Regions from separate parts of the Mus musculus genome. Here region 2 is linked to region 1. A link is a loop called in an ENCODE intact Hi-C map of the cell type or tissue named here. Cell type or tissue: heart. All regions are shown on one strand. Region 1 has its middle 1.5 kb from the start of Ccar1. Region 2 holds the start of Slc25a16 (solute carrier family 25 (mitochondrial carrier, Graves disease autoantigen), member 16).

Region 1 (2,500 bases):
GGCTACACAGAGAAACCCTGACAACAAAACAGAAATTCTGGAGTCAGTGCCTCTTTTCGTAGCTCTGCCTCTCCTGGCACTGACTGTGTTCACCATGCTAGCCTCGAACTCACAGAGATCAGTCGGCTTCTGTTTCCCTCGTGCTAGAATTGAGGGTGATATAGCAGTCTCCATGTCTGACTTTTTATTCACTTTAGAAAATATTTTATTTTCTATTTTTCAGAAGTTTTATGTGAATAACGATGTTTCTATTGCGTGTATGTGTGTGCATAACCCACACCAATCGACAACCATAGAGACCAGAAGAAAGCAACTATACCCTGTAGAACAGGGTTACTGAAGTTTTTAGCCACCCTGTAGGTGTTGTGATTAGAAGTCACATCCTCTGGAAGACCTCACAGTACTCTTTTCTTTTTTTTTACTTATTTATTTATTCATTTATTTATTTATTTATTATATGGAAGTACACTGTAGCTGTCTTCAGACACTCCAGAAGAGGGAGTCAGATCTTGTTACTACGGATGGTTGTGAGCCACCATGTGGTTGCTGGGATTTGAACTCTGGACCTTCGGAAGAGCAGTCGGGTGCTCTTACCCACTGAGCCATCTCACCAGCCCCCTCACAGTACTCTTAACTTCTGAGTGTTTGCCCTTAAATTTCATTTTTATTCATGTGTATGAATTTGTGTATATGTTTGTGTGAGCCTGTGTCACATGTGTGCAGTATCCCAGGAGGCCGGGAGAGGGCCTCAGAGTTCTGTTTAGTTGTATGGGGCTAATGTAGATGGTGGGATGAGCTCCAAGGTTTAGGAAAGAATATCAAGTGGGCCTAACTGCTGAACCATCCCTCTAGCTCTGTTTCGTGTGTTTTATTTATTTTGTTTTTGTTTTTGGTCTTTTGAGACAGGATTTTTCTGTTTCACCCTGGCCATTCTGGAACTCACTCTGTAGACCAGGCTGGCCTTGAACTTAAATATCTGCCTACCTCTGTCTCCCAAGTGCTGAGATTAAAGGCATGTACCACCACTGCTCTGCTTTGTGTGTTTTATAAACACTCTTTCACTATGTAGCCCTGGCTGTCCTGTGCCTTACAATGTAGACCAAGCTAATCTAGAAGTCATAGAGACATGTCAATCCAAAATACAGACATCAAAAACATATGCCTGGGGTTTCTTTCAGAACTTAAAAAAAAAAAAAAAGAAGTATTTATTTATTTATTTATTTATTATGAGTACACTGTAGCTGTCTTCAGACACACCAGAAGAGGGCATCAGATCCCATTACCGATGGTTGTGAGCCACCATGTGGTTGCTGGGAATTGAATTCAGGACCTCTGGAAGAGCAGTTAGTGCTCTTAACCGCTGAGCCATTTCTCCAGCCCCCAGAACTTTTTTTGATAAGGTATCTCAGATTTAAGTTTTCTCACTTTGTCCCTCTTATTGCTGGGCCACCTGGCACACGCTGTTTTGAATTTTTACAAATTACTATAGTGTGATGACTATATTCTAATAGTTTGAAGGTCAGGACAGAATTAGTAAGGACAAAGGAGTTACATTTTACCCAACTTCTGTAAGTTTTACTTAAGTGGGAGAAAGGACCCTTGTGGTTTGAAAAATATTAAAGAACGTGTACCTATGTGATCCTGTGTTCATAAAATTTAAGGGAAAAAATACAAGGAACCACAGAAAAAGCTATATATTTTATCCTATTGGGTTTGATGAGATAAGGTGTTACACAGTCCAGGCTGGCCTTGAACTCCTGATCCTCCCTTCCCCTCCCTCCCAAGTGTTAGATTACAGGTCACCACCTGATCATGCTTGGCTCAGCTAATCTTATGTGGGATTCCTAGCATAAGCTATTTCATGTTGAGAATTTGACTAGATGTCACCAGCAGGTGTAGGACAAAATTAGAAAATGACTTAATAATAGCTCTGTCTTTCATTTTTTGAGACAGGGTTTATCTGTGTTGCCCTGGCTGTGTCTGCCTCTGCCTCTTGAGCGCTGGGATTAGAGGTGTGCACTTCCCCCATCCCCCAACCTTTCCACTCCCTCTCGCCCCCCAAATCCTCCAGCTGTTTCTTTTCAGTAGGGTCTTCAAATACTAGGGGTGATGATGGCCTGCACTCAGTGTATTAAAATCCACTCAGTTGTTCGCTTTTACACATTCCAGCCTTAATCCCGAGGAGATGGCACTGCGGTTAAAAGCACTAATCTCTGTTCTCAGGACCTGGGATTGATTATCAGCACCCACGGGGTGGTTCACACCGGTCAGGAACTCTAGTTTCGGGGGATCTGTCGTCTTCTCAGCTCCAGGGGCACCAAGCCCACACCTGTGCGCATAAATCATGGAGGCAAAACCCTCTAAAAATGAAAAGAATGTAAACAAAAAAAAATTTTTTTTTTTTGTTCTTCGAGACAGGATATGTCTGTATAACCCTGACTGTTTTGGAACTCACTCTGTAGACCAGGCTGGCCTCGAACTCAGAAATCCGCCTGCCTCT
Region 2 (2,500 bases), 130 kb before region 1:
TTTGTTTTTTGATTTTTTTTTTTTTTTCGAGACAGGGTTTCTCTGTGTAGCCCTGGCTGTCCTGAACTCACTCAGACCAGGCTGGCCTCGAACTCAGAAATCTGCTTGCCTCCCAAGTGCTGGGATTAAAGGCGTGCACCACCACCACCGCTGGGCGGTTGTAGGCAATTTTGCACAATATCCTTAGTCATTTTATTTTGTTTTTGAGACAGGGTATCACTTTGTATTCCTTGCTTGCCCAGAACTTGCTATGAAGACCTGGTTGACCTCAAACTCAAGATCTGCCGACCTTTGCATCTGCCTGGTGCTGCGATTTAAGGCACATTCCACCATGTCCAGCTCATATCCTAGTCTATTTTTCAAAGTTAGCCTCTAGAGACGGACTGTGCGACATGTGCCTGTAATTCCAGCACTTGGGATGCAGAGGCAGGAGAATCGGGAGTTCAAAGCCAGCGTCAACTACATAAGGCTCTTGAGGTGGGGGGGCGGGGGGGAATACATTAAATATTCTCAAATCATTATCCGCACGCGCGCGCACACTCACGCGAAGGGGACGCGAGCCCAAGCTGGCCTCCACCTCCAAAACTTATTTTCCTTTCAAGCAAACAGCAAAACCCAATCCTACACTGTCACACGTGTTGTTTGTAACAGAAAGGGGTGGTCCCCACCATGTCCCACCTAAAGGATCCTGTTTTCAACCTTAAGAAATAGGTGCTTGGTTCAGCGGAGGGATTAGCCCCGGCTGCAGGGGCTGACGTGAAGGCCCGGCTGGGTGCTGCAGCAGGAGAAGCTCGGGACTGTCTGATCGGCCCGCGGACCGGCTTCAACACCCAGCCCCGGGGTCCGGGCGGCGGATACTGACCTCCGGCCAAGAAGGAACGCAGCCAGTAGAAGTCTCGGCGTGAGGTCGGGCCCCCGCTCCCAGCCGCCTGCGGCACCGCGGGTGCAGGCTCGGCCGCCGCCAGGGCCGCCGCAGCCACCAGGGCCGCCATCGGGACCTGCGCCACGTCCCGAGCCTCCGCTGCCAACTTACAAAACACTGGGCAGCACCATGGCTGGAGCCGGCTCTGACAGGAGCCCAGCCGCCGCGCGGGCGGGGCCAGATGATGCCCATGGCGCGCGGCGGCGAGGAATGATGACGCACGCAGCCGCCGCTGGGACCCGTCCAAGAGAGCAAGGCGGAAGTGGGCGTCACCCAGGGGGTCTGCGACACTCAGGGTCCCGGGTTTCCTGCTGAAGGTTTGCGAGCCTCTTGAGCCAGACCAGTAAATTCAGGCTTGCAGTCTCAGCACGAGCGAACCTGATGACTCCTGACCATGGAGATCAAGACCCGCTTGAGCTATGTAGTGAAGCTCATGCCTGTCATCCCAGCACTCAGGACTCTGAAGCAGGGGCATCACCTCCAGACCAAGACCAGCATGGGTAACTTAGTGAGTTCCCGACTAGCCCAGGCTGCAGAGAGAAAGATACTGTGTCAAAAGAAAATGCTAGACAAGCTAGCTGGCTCAACGGCTGAAGGCACTTGTCACTAGGCTGGCCGACCTGAGTTGTCTCCAGACCCGGCCTAGTTGAAGGAGACAGTCGATTCCCACAAATTATTCTTAGACCTCCATACATGCAACTTGGCAGCACGCGCGCCCACACGCGCACACACTATAATAAATGTTGAGAGCCATAGAGATGGCTCAGCGGTTAAAAGCACTCTTGTTCTTGTAGAATACCTGGGTTTGATTCGCGCGCGCGCGCGCGCGTGTGTGTGTGTGTGTGTGTGTGTGTGTGTGTGTGTGTGGTGTGTATGGTGCCTCTGGCATTAACACAAGCAGCTCAGCCTTCCCTGTCTTTCTGATCCACTCCCATCTTCTGATCTCACACACGATAAATTCTTTAACCTGCTGTCTTCACAAACTCTTTCTCTTTTATTTCTCCTTCTTTTCTTTTTCTTCCTCTCTCCCTGCCTTTCTCGGGACCGGCTATGGAGGCTTGGCTTGTTTGGAGATTCTAGCAGGGTGACACATCTATTCCCACACCCTTTATCAAAGATGGTGTCCTTCTCTCTTAGGGGAAGGTCATCTTTGTCCAAACAGGCATGTAGTTCTGGAAGCCATGTACATGGAGTGGGAAGAGGGGAGGAGACACTCACATAGACAAGCAGGTCGCCAGGCGTGGTGGTCCACGCCTTTAATCCCAGCACTTGGGAGGCAGAGGCAGGCGAATTTCTGAGTTCGAGGCCAGCCTGGTCTACAGAGTGAGTTCCAGGACATCCAGGGCTACACAGAGAAACCCTGTCTCGAAAAACAAAAATAAATAAATAAATAAATAAAAAGACAGCAGGTCAACTTGGTAATCAGTGGAGTGACAGATGGTGCAACTGCATCACCCTCACATCTGTGACCTAGGACTAAATACTAAATATGGCCCAGCCTGGTCTCTAGCCTGAGATACTTCTGCCTCAACCCTGCATGTGCTAAGAGTACAGGAGGATTTCACCACCACTCCTGGG

Evidence for each region. Hi-C counts contacts between places; a loop is a spot of excess contacts. Peaks named below come from ENCODE experiments on the same cell type or tissue, not always from the same donor. Only the 100,000 strongest peaks of a DNase experiment are listed, where the experiment ranks them.
Region 2: it touches region 1 in a loop (2.1-fold over the local background); 7 of 42 quality-filtered maps call a loop at or near these places.

The regions. Positions count from the first base shown.
Region 1 is chr10:62,792,662-62,795,161 of GRCm38, reverse strand. No RefSeq gene overlaps it. Among named protein-coding and RNA genes, the nearest start is that of Ccar1, 1.5 kb to the right of the region's middle. In heart, a CTCF peak has its summit at 1,287 (motif pointing right); a DNase peak (open chromatin) is centred at 1,911; H3K4me3 peaks cover 767 bases; H3K27ac peaks cover 887 bases.
Region 2 is chr10:62,919,244-62,921,743 of GRCm38, reverse strand. It overlaps Slc25a16 (solute carrier family 25 (mitochondrial carrier, Graves disease autoantigen), member 16), which reads right to left and starts at 1,111. Exons shown (of 9, transcript NM_175194.2): 1 at 863-1,111. The coding sequence starts at 992. In heart, no CTCF peak of the experiment used is centred here; a DNase peak (open chromatin) is centred at 1,123; H3K4me3 peaks cover 1,917 bases; H3K27ac peaks cover 1,816 bases.